Regions from separate parts of the Homo sapiens genome. Here region 2 is linked to region 1. Evidence: chromatin loops called from intact Hi-C (ENCODE). Cell type or tissue: HepG2. All regions are shown on one strand.

Region 1 (8,000 bases):
TGAACAGTGTTTCAGGTAATGGAAAGAGTTTGGTACAGCAAGAACATGGGAGGGTGTGAGAAATGGTGGTAAAATATTAGGCTTGAGCCCCGCTATTGTGCCTTGTTGGGAAAGTCCTCCAATATTTATCCATCGGAACTGAGGAGGTTAAAAAAGCCAGGTCTCCAGGGGAACTTAGGAGTCAACAGGACCCAGAGCAGGTGGGGAGTTAAACCGGATAAGGTTGGAGACAAAAACAAAATTTCAATCTATTGGGAACATTTAGGAAGAGTTCTTTCACCAGAGAGGGCAGGATTTAGTTTGTGGTGCTTTAGTGACAATAGGTAAGAAGGAAGGGAACACCCCGCCCAACTTCTTTGATTATAACACTGAGACATACTAGTCAACTATGAACTTACATTTGATCAGCAAAATCCAAGAATCAGAAAAAGCTTTCATCAGAGTACCCTCTCCTGCATCACTGCTGGTTCTCTAACCCAGTCCCCAGTTTATAGTAAATTCTTGAGAGAGAAAGACGAGCTATAAAACTGCAAAGGAAAACCAAGGCCAGGCTACTTTAGATGTGAGCTGTTTGCTAGTATATTGTGTCCCCAGCCAGCATAGGTTATACTACCAAAATAAAATGAAAAGGAAACAAATATTGTGGCTGCCATCTGTGTAATACGGAATTAAATGTCTTTCTGGCTCTACAGAAGGCACCACAAGCTAGATGTCTTCATGCTCGAATATCCCAGAGGCATTTTTTTTTTATTATTATTGGTTGGAACAGCAAGAAATAAAGACTAAGATACATTTAATATTTAACTCTAAATCTTTAGTCTCCCTCATTAGTCTGACTTGCCTGCAGCCATATTGCTGTAAATTAAACAACCTAAGCTGGTATGTTGCCAAAGCGTACATCCGGTGAAATGTTAACAGTTCTTGTTCTTATGCCTGATCAAGTTAAAAACAAGAAAGTAATCTGTTTGCTATCCAGGGAGGTCATTAGAAAGGATGGTTGAAAAAAAACAAAAGCAAAAACAAAAAACTGTCAACGTATTTTGGAAGTTGGAAACTGAAAACCGGCTCTACAGCTCTAAGCTGGTCTTTGTAGAAAGCGGCTAATGGAGCTAAATATGGAAACTACTTCTTTTGATGGGGACCTCGTTACAGAAGAGTTTCAGGAAAGCTGGTTTATAGTTCCCCTATCACAATGTTGCCAAATTATCAATGCCCGGAGGAATGAGAAAATGCCTTCTGACCAGTGGAAGCCGATAAAGTAATACTTTCATTTGGAATGCCACAGAAAAGATAGCAGAAGCTAGAGTTCTCAGCTGGATAACTCACTGTGCCAGGCGCGGTGGCTCACGCCTGTAATCCCAGCACTTTGGGAGGCTGAGGCAGGCGGATCACCTGAGGTCAGGAGTTCAAGACCAGCCTGGCTAACATAGTGAAATTTCATGTCTACTTAAAAAAAAAAAAAATTAGCCAGGAGTGGTGGCACATGCCTGTAGTCCTAGCTACCTGGGAGGCTGAGGCAGGAGAATCGCTTGAATCCGGGAGGCGGAGGTTGCAGTGAGCTGAGGTCGTGCCACTGCACTCCAGCCTGAGCAACAGAGTGAGACTCTTGTCTAAAACAAAACAAAAAACAAAAAAGATAGAGAATGCACTGAGCCAGAACACAGGAACTATCCTTCATGTGAGCAACTGGCCAGAATCTTTTTTTTTTTTTTAATGTGGAAATGTGGCTTGGTCCTCTCTTCAGATTTAACTCATTTGATCAATCTTATTGATCAAGAATGGACAGTTAGCTGTCATTCTCTTCCTTCCATACTAATGACAAAAAATAAGTCCTGATTCGACAAATTATTTGATCAGCACAAACTGTTTATTAACAAAGAACAGAGGACCACACGTTGTCTTTCTCCTGCTTTCCTGTGTCTGTAATAGAGTGGCGCGAAGACAAACACATTCCTGGATCTGTCAGCTTCACCTGACTTGACTCTGGAATTCTCAGTAAGCCTATCTGCTTAAACCACAGTCTCTCAGCCTCAGTTGCTTGTTTGAATCACGGGGAGCTCTGGAAGCTCCTTGTACTCCAGCCATACTCCACACCAGTTACAGCATTATCTTTGTTGGGGGCAGGTGTGACCCAGGTATCAGTATTTTTTAATGATGCCTAAATGATTCCAGTAAGCAGCCAAGTTTAAGAATTGCTGCATTCTCAATCTTGGTGACATATTAGATTCACTTGGGGACCCAGACCAAGCTAGTCAGAATCAGAATTTTTTTAGTCCCCCAGGTGACTCTCATATGCAACCGGGGCTGATAGTTTCTGCCTTTATATAGTGATTCTCAAAGTATGATCACAGAGCTTGCATTAGGGGTACTCACTTTCCTTATTAAATATTTGGTTTCCAGCTCCACCCCAGACCTATTGAATCAGAAATAGGACTTCACTTCGTTTTGCGAGCTCTGCAGGTGATCCACATCCTCTTTAAAGCTTGAAATCCACCACCTGAAACTTCCTCTATCTCTGCTTGAAGATTCCTCAACTTCCACAAAGAAAGATTTATTCTTTTTACCTGAGGAAGACGGAGTTTATATTTCTGTGAAAGTGCAAATACAATGGCATAACATGCAAAATACATTAGGTTTGAATATGATGAACCTGATCAAGAAGAAAAAGGAATCAACCAAACAAAACCAACCAAAACAAACAAAAACAAGACATTGGGTAAAAAGAACAAGGTGCAGAACAGCTGGTATAGCATGTGCCTTTTTTAAACCATAAAAAGGAATAGTTGTATGAATATTCTGGGTAGCTGCTAGGAAGACCTTTTATAATATGTGTCATACACACATAATTCTTCTATTCAAAAATAGAGTAATTAAAAATGCAAACATTACAGAGAGAAGTCATATTAAGCCTCATTAATGTTAAAAGATAAACTGAGGCACATTAGAATATTAAGGAGTTTATTTGAGCAAACGATTCATAAATCAGGTAGCATCAGACTTCAGGTGGCTCGAGGCTCCACCAAGAGGGCAAGAGAAGGCTTTAAAAGGGTTAATTGGTGGCTCCTGAGTTTTAAAGCTGAAGTTGCATTTTCCTAGAATATGACCATTGATACTTGGGTTTCGGTTTGCTTCTGTAGGAATCCAGGGCCCTGGAGCTGGCTCAGCCTAATGGCCTCTCCATTAATTATCTTAGTTACTTATACCTAGAGTGAATCATTTTATCAAAAAAAATTTTCTGAACAGCTTTTGATTTGAGGAAGAACAAGTAGAATAAATGTCCTGAGGACTAGGGAAGCCAAAGAACGTGTGGAGGAGAGGCACAGGAAAGAATCTCAGAGCCTTGAAGTCGGCATTTGCCAACTTTACATTTTTGTTCAAGGTCAGTCTTGACCTTGATTTACATTCCCAAAGATGGAAACAAACCAGTGTGTGTTCTTCACCTGTCACCGACACTCGTTTAGAAAATAATTGGGGTCGTCCCGGCGCAGTGGCTCGTGCCTGTAATCCCAGCACTTTGAGAGGCTGAGGCAAGAGGATCGCTTGAGCCTGGGAGTTCGAGACCAGCCTGGACAACATACTGAGATCCCTGTCTCTACTAAAAATACAAAAATTAGCCAGGCGTGGTGGCGCGTGCCTGTAATCCCAACTACTGGGGTGGCTGAGGCACGAGAATCGCTTGAATCTGGGAGGCAGAGGTTGCCGTGAGCTGAGATTGTGCCCCTGTACTCCAGCCTGGGTGACAAAGCGAGACCCTGTCTCAAAAAAAAAAAAAAAAAAGAAAAGAAAAGAAAACAAGTGGGGGCGTCCTCACTTTCCCAGGCTCCCTCTAATTGTGTGTGGGGGTTGGGTGTTTAGCACTCACAAGCTTCCGCGAAATGCTGCCTCAAATTATCTTGTAGCCACCAGGTGGCAGCAGCAATCCACTTTTTGGTCTAACCTGGGAGAGGCTGAACTAGGATGGTTCTCCTTTAATTAGCGTACTGGCCATAGAATCGTGGACGTTTAGACATGAAAGAACCTTTCTCAAAAGTTCTGACAACTACAGATGTTTAAACGGAGAAAAAATAACAAACATATTAAGAACACTTCGTTGTTCACACAATAAATTTCATCTATTGAAGGGAAGAAAGGAAGTTGTAACATCTACAATGTGCTGGGCACTTTGTATGTTATCTCATTTGATTATCAGTACAACCTTGTGGGATGGATACCAATGCCTCTAATTTACCGTGGGGGAAACTCAAGTTGGGATAGGTTCAGACTTGTCTGATGTCTCAGAGAAGTAGGTAACAGAGGCATTTAAAAGTATCAGACACTAGTCAAAAGTCTTGGAGTTGAACCACAGCATGCTTTGGTGTGTGTGGGGTGGGATTGATCAGCCAAATGGCAGGATTTTGATGGTGAGGGAATATGGTTATTCTTTGAGGACCCTCTGTTTTATGGCCCAGTACTTGTGCTAGTCACAAAAAAGTAAGAGGATCAAGGGTGCCTTCTAAATTTGAACCATCTTGAATAATCAGGAGGAGCTTCTTGAAATTAGAGGAGTCTTAATCAGAGAGAGAATCATGCTCTGAAGAGGGGACAGAATGCTTATTTCTCTTTTTTCTTTTGAGACAGGGTCTCACTCTGTGGTCCAGGCCAGAGTGCAGTGGCGTGATCGTGGCTCACTGCAGCTTTGAGCTTCTGGGTTCAAGTGATCTTCCTACTTCAGCCTCCCAAGTAGCTGGGACAACAGGCATGCACCATCACGCCCAACTTATTTTTGTATTCCTTGTAGAGTCAGGGTTTCTCTGTGTTGTCCTGGCTGGTCTTGAACTCTTAGGCTCAAGCGATCCTCCTGCCTCAGCCCCTCAAGCAGTGGGATTACAGGCGTGAGCCACTGTGCCAAGCCAGAACACTTATTTTTCTAAGATAATATGAACCTGAAGTAAATGACAAATTTTAAGTCATGTAAAGTGTCAGGGGAAATATTTATTAGTGGGACGTTGCTCTATACTTGTTGCCTTCATAATTAAATAATACACTGAAGTCTCTACTTTTTAATAGTATCTCTTCCTTCTCATTAGACGAGATGAAGAAATTATCTTCTCACACTTTCCTGCACCTCTTTTCTCCATAATTTCCCAATTTGGGCTGGGTAAACTCTATTTTTATGTTGTCAAGGTTAGTAATTTACGTTCAGTCCTATAACTGTAAATAAGAGCTTTGGTGGTATAATTAAACAAAGTATTTGGTGAAGAACTGAGCGGTGTGGTTGGTCAGCAGGAAAGACATGTCATCCTCTGTGACTAACTTCATGTCCTTATAAGGACAATCATCAAGGTCAAATGCATCCTGTTCTCTAACATGCTCAAAATTAGGCAATGTTTGGTTTATTTGTGTGTGTACATGGCTTTCTTGCAAACATTTTTGTTTCTTTAAAGGTTGTATTGGCCTTACCTTATTTCAATTGTTAGAGGAAAATAGGCTCATTTGTCATATCACTAGGATATGCCCTCTTGACCATACTATTTATTGAATGGTGCAGTGTGGACTCCTTATGGCTTTGCTCTCCATCTGTCACGGTGGGCTTTGTTTGCATTGCACTGCTTGGCTGGCTTCCCTCTTTGTTATATCTTTGTAAGTTTCCTCCTTAATTGGATTTGTCTATATGTTTTGTTGAACATCCTTAATAATTTCAGAAATAGTGGTCAGGGAGTATATTTTCCAAAGGTTGGCATGACTAAGATGTCTTCTTGTTATTCTCCTTTGATTGAAATTTCATGATGAAAATGTTCCTTTAATTTCTCTCAATAGCTCATAGTAATTCCTTATTTTTATCTAGTACAAATCACTAGAATTAATGTTAGTTGTGTCTTGCATAATTTCTATTAAGATTATTTTAGTACTATTTCAATATTATTTTTAAATAAAACAGATTATATGAGTAAATTATGGTCTTAAGTGAATCTTTCTGGCTGTTTCCAGTAAAAAGTAACCCTCTCTCATTTCCTTTACACCTTCGTAATAACAACTAGACATTTTCTTCTCATATATTCTATTGTATTTCTGTGAAACCTTCTGGAAAGGTTTTTAAAGCAGTATTTCTGTCATCATTTTGTGAGTCCCATTTTCACAACTCACTTAGAAGCGAAATGTTTTATGAGAAACTGTGTGGGGCCTAGAATGAGTAAAGCACTAGTCTTTGAGCATGATTCAGAAAATTAAGTCTTCCAGTAGACTTAAAGCTATTGTAAGGCCCATCTGTGTGCCTAAGGAAAGACTCCTTAACTCACTGAGAAAATGCCTATGAGCGTAAGAAAACTCCTTTTCTCCTCTATAAAATAAAGAAAATGGTTAAAGTTTTACATGTATGACCCGATCCTTTGCTGTTTACAGCATAGAAATCTGTGATTCTCCTGCTGATAGAATGAAAGTTACTTTTAAATGGTTAGAATTGAAAAATGCTCAGATCAAAATATTTGCTGAATTTTCCTCTCAATAATACCTGGGTGGATATGTAATTATTTCTTGGCCTGCTGGGTGAAGTAGCCCACAGGGTTTTGTCTGTCTTCACACATACGGAGAGGACTGTACCGTGGTCAGAACGTGGCTCCGAGGGCCTGACTGCATGGGTTCACATCCTGCCTCTGCTACTACCTAGCTGAGTCACACTGGGCCATTCTGCTTAAACTCCCTCCAACTCTGGTGTCCCCTGAGCCTCAGATGTCCCCTCTGTGAAATGAAGATAACACTAGCACTTAGGCTGTGAGGGAATTGTAAAGGTTAGGTGAGTTAGCCTCTGCAGGGAGCTAAACACATTGCCAGGCCCCTGACAAGCCTCTGGGATGTCTGCTAGCATCATTATCATTCAGTCATGAATTAGGCGTACATAGCTCACCCTCAAGGAACCCTTGAGGCATATTCATGTCTAAAAAAATGAGGTCATTTTGGGTTGATGGGGAAGGAGCCTCCGGAAGAGATAGGGTTCCTTTTCAAAGCTTTGCGGGGTGACAGTGGACAGGATGCATCGACAATGACAACAAATGCTGTTGATGGGCTCTAAGAGATGTATGGGAACGGGGCATGAGTGAAAATATGAACCTACCCAAGTGTGTGTGTGACCAGTAAAGAGAGCGGAACATTAGAGATGAGAAAGGGAAATCCTTATAGAACATTCAAAAGATACAAAAAACAGTAACAGTACACCAATGCTCTAGAAAAGAAAATCTGACTTCACATAGGCATATTAAACATCCCACCAATACTTGAAATGCACTGAACTAGTAGATAATTGAAATAAGGTATTTAAAATTGCATAATAGGCTGGGTGTGGTGGCTCACACCTGTAATCCCAGCACTCTGGGAGGCTGAGACGGGAGGATCAATTGAGGTCAGGTGTTTGAGACCAGCGTGGCTAATATGGCGAAAGCTGTGTCTACCAAAAATACAAAAATTAGTTGGGTGTGGTAGCGGGCACCTGTAGTCTCAGCTACTTGGGAGGTTGAGGCAGGAGAATTGCTTGAACCTGGGAGGCAGAAGTTGCAGTGAGCTGAGATTGAGCCACTGCACTCCAGCCTGGGAAACAGAGCAAGACTCCGTCTCAAAAAAAAAAAAAAAAAAAGATAGATAGATAGTGATAGTTGGATAGATAGATAGATAGATAATGATAGAGATGTTTGGTTGGCCATTGATAAGACATAATACAAAGAAGAGGTTGACTGAAGAAACTACTGAGATCCTTATTTCTTAAAGTCATTCTTTGTGCTTCTAATTTCTTGTAAAAATAGCTCAATATCTAGAAACAGCTTGTCTTCAGAGAGGTAAGCCCAGATATATACAGAAACTGCTGTACTTGTGGTATGATATGGAGGCTGTGAGGATTAAATGAGATTTTAAGTGCCTTGTCTATCACTGATACACAGTAGGCATTCAACAAATATAAATTTCCTTAAAATCTAGCATTAGGTTTAGTCTTTGGATTCTTTATTTAGTCCTCCTTAAATATATTTAGTTCATTC
Region 2 (8,000 bases), 170 kb after region 1:
CTTGGACAGCACACCAATGTGAAATAGGTAACCACTGCTAATATCAGTTGCCTTGGTTACAAGGGACTTGCCTCTTACAAGCAAAAAAGTCAAGTGGATTCAAGCTTGACTTTGCTACATGTGAACTACAAAAACGAGAACACCAGTCCTCCCCAGGGAATAATAGAATAATACAGCACAGACCTACAGGGCCTGGGAGGCTGGGGAGGAACAAGGGATATACATGGGGCTACATAAAACTACTTGCCACTTTCCACATCTTCCTGTATGATTATGTGTTTTCCTTGCTGTGGGCCTATTTTTTCAAAACTAGAATTTGAGTTTAAACATATTCGAAATGATTTATCTTCTATCTTGAACATGTGCTACCAATATTGTTATAATAGGTTATACTCATTAATTTATCATTTCTTTTATGTATAAAATGTTTCTATTCATTAAAATAACAATAAAAAACCATAATAAAAATACTAAACATAATATGGAAACCTGGGACTTCTGGAACTTATTACGAACAGGGCATAGAATATGTTCGTAAATTCAATTTCTAGCTTCACCATTGACTATCTACTTGATTCTGAATTTATTTGTCCTATTTCTCCAAAGTATTTGGTTTCAGATTATTTTTCTTTTCATTATAAGTGAACTTTAGGGCACGTCATGTTCCCAGTGTATTTGCTCAATTTTGTCATTAAGCTAACATTTTTTTTACCTTGCTTAGACATGTAAGGCACATATCATATTCTAATCTAAAATCCTTGGGGACTTATGTACCTTGGGAAATAGTATTAACTCTTGAAATAGTAATATTTTATTCTTTTAAAATCACATAAACATATTTTAATGTAATTCCACTTGAAAATATCCAGGGTCTGTTGATATAATAGTAAGGTGAAAGGTGATGATGTCACCCTTGGCTTTTGAATATCTCCTTGGCTTAGATTATATTTGACATTTCTAGTTTAGAGCTTTTTTCTTTATTTAACAAAAACCATTTTTCTTTGCCATTTCTGTTCCATCTTCTTTGTGAAGCTGGTGGACACAACAAAACCTTCAAATGTTCAAATGTAGCATTTAGCTAGCCTTTCATGCCCTTGGCAGAAAATCATAGCTAATTTCCACCAGCTTTCACATTTAAATCTGTGTAAGTAACCACTCGGTGTAGGATATTCAAGGAGTACCAGGGAAGAGCAGCATGGTACAGTCAGCCCAATCTATCAATTCACTAGAGTAGGTCAAAGCGCGACCTTAGCGACCTTAGCGACCTTGTATCTGAGTTCCGGTAAGGGATTTTATTTTAAAAATGATACGTATCTCTCAAGATATAAATTTCTAGTGGCTTTAAGAAGGTCTAAAGGGGAAAAAAAAAGGGTCAGCTGGAACACAGAGATGATTCAATGGCCAAAGGACATTTTTGAGACTGTGACTTTCACTTAAAAAAACAGATTTCTGGATTTTGGGATCATGGTGAATTTCAGCTCTCTTGTTTTTCAGAGGCATACCCTTACACACAGAGTTAATTCAGATGCTGAAAAAAACAGAACAGAACTATTGTTCATTTGTCATATTTTTAAGAACAATTGGAAACTCTTTTTAATTCTAGGGTAATGGAGATGCTGGAGTTTTCCCAACTTAGAGAAAAAATATAGTTAAAAGTTGATTTGTAACAGAAATTTTTCTAGAGACTAGGTATTTCTACTTTCTGGGATGGCAGACAGTAATTTAAACCTCCTTCTTTCATAACTACTCATAGAAGATTAAAGGTTTTAAGAATGGGTTGGGCTATTCCAGGGGTGGTTTCTCAATCATAAGGATCCCTGCCCTTTGAAGGCTTTGGTTTGTCATATGGTAACACAAGGTCAGTTCCAAGAAGACACCAACTCTGGTCACTCACTTGTGTCAAACCAGTCATACTTCTCTTTGTTTAGTTTACATTTAGCCAGAGTGAAGGAGAATATAAAATTATTTGAATGTGCCAAGAAAACTTTTGGGAAATACTGCTTTGGACAACTTAAGCTTTCCAAGTTTTATTGAAAAATCTGTTCAGTAGTTCGGTATTTGGATATATTCATTTATTTTAAAAGGTGAATGTTTGACCAGGGTCAGTGGCTCATGGCTGTAATCCCAGCACTTTGGGAGGCCAAGGTGGGTGGATTGCTTGAGGTCAGGAGTTCAAGACCATTCTGACCAACATGGCGAAACCCCATCTCTACTAAAAATCCAAATATTAGCCGGGTGTGGTGGCGCACGACTGTAATCACAGCTACTTGGGAAGCTGAGGCAGGAGAATCACTTGTACCCAGGAGGTGGAAATTGCAGTGAGCCGAGATTGCACCACTGCGCTCCAGCCTGGCTGACAGAGCAAGACTCTGTCTCAAAAGAAAAAAAAAATGGGTGAATGTTTATTAACAACCTTGAGAGAGCAGAACAGCAATGGCCAGCTGTCATTTAAAAAGCTTTTTATTCAGTACTTTGGATAGGATATTTAGGATATTTTAATAAATAGGTTTTGAATTATTTAGGTTGGATAGTAAGTATTATGCCTGCCCTTTGGATTTAAGTTAATTATAGGAAAATGTGGGGTTAAAACTTGAAATGTAACTGAAAGAGTGTACTCTTGATATTACAGCTATTGCTAAACTTTTCATAATTCAATATTCTAGTTTGGTTCATCCTATTTTTCTGACAGCTTTTCTCTGTCTCCATCAATAAAAACATGGATATATTTTTAAATTAATGTAGATTTGCATTAATTTAAAATTGTGTGAAGTCTGTTGTTCAGACATGCTTTAAGAATTGCAGAATCCAGATGGCAATTAGCAAACAATTTTAAACACTCATAGAGGCTTACCTTCCAACCCTAAATTCTAGGTTTTAACTGAATAATTTTAGGTACGTTGATAGGGGAAGAATCAGAATTCCACAAGTTAATAATAGAAGAATATTATTGCCCAAACATAATTACTGTGGCTGACATAAAGACTTTAAAATAAGTAACAAAACTGCCTCTCTCAACACTATCAGGCCATCCTGTATTTAAAATTCAATTGTAAATAGGAATTAAAAAGAAGCTGAGGAATGGCATGCATTCTAATCTGCTGTAAAAAGTTATTCAGTCATCAAATTCTCTTGTTTTTTTTTTGTTTCATAGTACATACTGTATACTCTATCTTTTCTAAAACTGGAGCCTTATTTTCTAAAACGAAAGTGTCTCTCTTTCTCAAGGAGGCAGATTTGTCTTTGAAAAAAATAAACTTGTGAGAAAAAAATTAGAAAAGAAGAAAATTAAGTTATAAAAGATAAAACAATTTCAGACTTGCCAATTTAAATAGCGTGTGTCTAAGCTTCAGTCTTCTTTCTCTCTCTCTTTACTGCAGTTGAGTTAGCCTATTTTTTTCACGGTACATCTTCTTGGAAAAAATTACTATAGGGACTCAGAACACGATACCTCAAATTGTGGGCCCTTCACATATGGAGTATTTTAAGCTGATGGAAATTGAGAAAAACCACAGAGGCAGGAAGGTGACTCTCTGACCTTCTCCCTCCCTTCTCCACGAGAGGCCCCCATGTGACAGGTGTCCTTCTGTATACGTGGAGGAACGGAACAAAGACACAGAGAATCCAAGAAGAATCTGAACTGAAACAGGCCTTGCTAAATTTCTCTGAGTTTATTACTATTAGATCATACCCTCTTTTGTCCAGTTGTACTTCTACATAACTGTCCTTTCCTCATCAAACCTAAGCACAAAATTACAGTTTTCCCTGGGTCTTTGGGTCTCCGTTTCTCATAAAACTTATATTAAATAAATTTGTTATGCTTTTCCCTGCTTAATCTGTGTTTTGTTACAGGAGTGTCAGCCATAAACCTTGTGATGGGAGAGGAAAGGTTTTTACTTTTTCTCTCAATTACTAGTAGTCAAAAATGTCCCTCACAATCCTTAAACCTGAGGTCTTGCTGCAAAGCCTGTATTCTGGCCCAACAGTATTACTTGAGGGTTATGAGATCAAGGGTATCCATAGACCAACCGCAGGAAGCTGGAGTTTCTCCAGCTGTTGTAGCCCCCTATGCTTTTCTGCTTTAACTTCAAATTTCTCTATCAGCTTAGCCTCAGACTCACAACGTGACCTTGGGCAAATTGCTTAACCTTTGGACATTGTTTTATTTCAAGATCCCTTGTTAAGGTGCTTTCCATTTCTAAAATACAGTTGAGGAATTCTTTGAATGCAGAGAATTTACAAATCAGACTGAAATAGGGAATTCATTCAATTATTAATTGTGTTCTTATTTTACAGGAGAAATACGCTATTCAAACAAAATACTCTATTACTAAAATAGGCTGTGATATGAAGGGATCTTATTAGAGCTCGGAACCAGGAGGAATTTTTCTTTCAAAACAGACCAGACACATTTCTAATGTAATAGAATAGTGTGTTTCTCCAAAGGCAACTCAAAGAGAGGGCTCCTATACTTTAATTCTTTAAAAAAAGTATCAACAAATTAGAAATAAGGCAAAGGGATGGCTGAGTGTCCTTTCTGTGTCAGACTACAACACTGTCTAACAGGATTACTTAATTCTTTGGGAGATTACCCTTTGTTTAACAGATGATTTATTATTGATTAGGGCCCAGGTTCTGTGAAATTACATGTTAATGCATAGAGTTTTGTCTGGTAGAGAAGCAAATGATTTCTGTTTAGTAGAATAATATAACCCGAAAGGTTATGGTTTTATTGCTCTGTAAAATATCAACCAATTATAGATCTACCCTAGCAATCTTGTTGCAACATTGTTCCTTCAATTTCTGTAACTGCTTAGTTCTCCAAATACTCTTTGGAGCTTTGTCATCCTACTGGTTCCCTTATTGGTAAGTTATGTAAATTTTGATACACTTTATATTTATGAGTCATAGTCATAATATTTAATTTAATTTAATTTTTTTTTTTTTTTTTGCTGTCACAGTTTTCATTGTTTTTACTACCTTCCTACTGCCACCACCTGGAAGAGTAGAGGGTTGCCCAAAGCAGAAAACGTTCTAACTCTAAGCGCTAAGCTCCTAGTTATTTGGATTTCCATATATTTTTCTTCTTCATCTGTGTCCTACCCCCTACTTCATGGATGTCTGTTGTAATGATTGAGTCCAATTACAGTAGATTATTGGGATTTGAGGCTTAAACATTTGCAGTTTTGACTATTTTCAAGCAACTTAACATGTAATGATTTGCAATTTTGCTGAGGAATGAATTTCGGTTGCAGGCTTTGCAATATTGATGTGTCTGGAATGACTCACAGAAGTAAGGGGGAGGGGTTCAGCAACAGTCTCTGAATTTTAACTTGGCTATGTTGTTCTACACTCATTATCATGCACACTAGCGCTCCTGAAGTGATAAAAACTTTGTTTCTTTGTGTAAAATGGGCTATAAAAGAAAATCATCTGCTAGTGTTGCTAATTGTAGTAAAGAGAAAGTAAAGAGGTCTACGAAAGCAATGATTCTAAGCCACAGAACAGAAGTGTTGGAGGTGCAAAGTACACCATCAATTCACAGTTAACTCAGCAAAGAATCATGAAAAAGTGTTTATCTGTGCTAATAATCAATGACCAAATTAAAATAACATATTTTATTTTATTAACTTGAAAAAAATCGATAAGTATTGGTGTTTCAAGGGTTTGAGAAAGGTTCTTGTCGAAGTTAGAGCAATATAGTGGAAAGATTAATGAATTTATATTCAGAATGTCTGAGTTCAAGCTCTTCTAATTAGCTATACAGCCTGAAATTGTACCTGAAATCTGTGGGTTGTAAATTCCAAGGGGACATTGTTTATTGATTTGTTGCACATGTTACATGAATTTGTAGGTTTGAAGTTGGCCAATGAATATTACAAAGATCCCTGCCCTTAAAGAGCTTTTCTATTGCATTATAGGATAGGGAGGTAGGGAAAAGAAAGATGGTGAGTAGACAGCAAAGGAATAAATAAATAAACAATTATCTTAGAAGAAGATAAATGACATAGAAAATAGAAATGAAATACGGTAAGTAAAGATTGACATTACGTGTGTGTGTGTTGTGTGTGTTGTGTGTGTGTGTATTTGTACAGGTGTGTTGTTGCAGTGTGTCACTGCAGTAATAAAAAAGGTGGTGAAGGAAAAACTTCATGCTATGGTGACATTTGAGCAAAGTCATGAAAAGAAGGTGAGGGAGTTAACCAAGCTGGAAATCACATCCAGGAGTGGAGAACAGATAAATCATAGTGGCTAAACTGGAGCCTGCTTGGTCCATGTTCCAGGAGTAGGAGGGGACCAGTGTGGCTGGAGTTGAGTGATTAAGGGAAAGAATAGTTGGAGATGAGGTCAGAGAGATGAGTGAGATGGTATTGTCAGCCTGTAAGGTCTTGTAAGCCATTGTCTTTTATTCTGTGTGAATGGGGGGAGAAAGCAGGGGATTTTGAGCAGAAGAGTGATATACATGTTTTAAAAAGATCATTCTGGATGCTTTGTTCAGATTAATTTGTAAAGGGGCAAGGGTGGAAATGGGAGAACTGTTCAGAGACTATTCCAGTAGCCAGGTGAGAGATGCTGGCTTAGACCACATGGCAGCAGAGAGGTGGTGAAAAGCATTCAGATTCTGCATAGATTTGAAAGAACAGCCAGCAAGGTTTGTGGTTGAATTACATGTGGCTGTGAAAGAAAGAGCAAAGTCAAAGAGGACTCTAGGGTTTTTCATCTGATAAATGTGGAGTTGCCATCCACTGAAATAGAGAAGGCTGAGGGTAGAGCAGGTTTTGGCAGTAAGACTAAGTATTCAGATTTTAGCATGCTGTGTTTGAGATGCTTATTTTACATCCAAGGACATACAAATCAGCAACTTCTAGTTGGATTTGTAAATTTAGAGGTCAGTAGCATATCACTGGTTCTGAAAGCCCCAATACTGCTATGATACCAAAGAGTAATTGTAGTTATAGAAAAGAACAGGATCAAAGACTGAGCCCTGGGACACTGCAACATAAAAGAGTTAAAGGAAGAACCAGCAACGAAAATTAAAAAGGAGCAGCTGGTGATATAGGAGAGAAACAGGATAATGTGGAAGCCAAGGGAAGAAAGTGTATCAAGGAGGAGAAAGTGATCAACTGTGCCAAATGCTGCTGATAGGACAAGCAAGGGAAGGACTGGGCTATTGGATTTGGCAGCATGGTGGATACTATTCATATTGTTCACAGTGGTTTCAATGGAATAGTGAATCAAAAATCTGATTGAACTGGTTTTAGTGGGGAATGGCAGAAAAGAAAATACAAAAAGCAGCTGTAGATAGCTTTCTGGAGAAGTTTTTGTGCAAAAGGGAGGAGAGAAATGAAACAGTAGCTAGTGGGGCAAGTGGAATATGTAGAAATTATTCTTTATCTTTTTTTTTTAAAGATGGGAGTAATATCAACATGTTGTTTGTATTTGAATGAAAATGATCCAATAGCGAAAAATTGGTATGAGAGAAAGAGGTGAGAAATGTTGGAATAGGTGATGTCCTTGAGTAGACTATAGGGGAAGGGATTTAGTATGATTTAGTGTACAAGAAGAGGAGTTGGCTTTGGGTAGCATCATGAATAGTAACAAATATGGAGACAGAGTATGTGGATGAAGATGCTGGTAGGTGAATAAATATGGTGGTGGAAGTCTATGGAGTTCTCTTCTGATTGCTTTAATTTTTTCAGTAAAGTAGGAATATGAAGACAAGAAAAAAGTTTAGGGTATTTTAGAAGATTGAAAGTGTAAAAAAGTTGTCCAGGAGAGTGGGAAAGTGAATGGTCTTGGGAAATTAAGTATGATATCCTGGTAGCATTAAGAGCACATTTTAAGATCTGTTCATAAATTGGAAGTGAGCTCATTAAGCATAATTGCCTGTTTTTCTCCAGTAATATTTAGTTGTTTAGTGGAGGTTTGACATAGGCACAGAGTTGGATTTTAACCAGAATTTCAGTTTTCCAAGTAAGTACAATAAATCCAAAGAAGACAAA

What was found. Peaks named below come from ENCODE experiments on the same cell type or tissue, not always from the same donor. Only the 100,000 strongest peaks of a DNase experiment are listed, where the experiment ranks them.
Region 2: a loop joins it to region 1, with 14 times the contacts of the local background. A loop is called at or near these places in 3 of 110 quality-filtered maps.

The regions. Positions count from the first base shown.
Region 1 is chr2:191,551,366-191,559,365 of GRCh38, forward strand. No RefSeq gene overlaps it. Among named protein-coding and RNA genes, the nearest start is that of NABP1, 120 kb to the right of the region's middle. In HepG2, a CTCF peak has its summit at 3,912 (motif pointing right); a DNase peak (open chromatin) is centred at 3,916; H3K27me3 peaks cover 659 bases.
Region 2 is chr2:191,724,151-191,732,150 of GRCh38, forward strand. All of the region lies in intron 3 of LOC124908062 (a long non-coding RNA gene), which reads left to right. Among named protein-coding and RNA genes, the nearest start is that of NABP1, 50 kb to the left of the region's middle. In HepG2, a CTCF peak has its summit at 5,000 (motif pointing left); no DNase peak of the experiment used is centred here.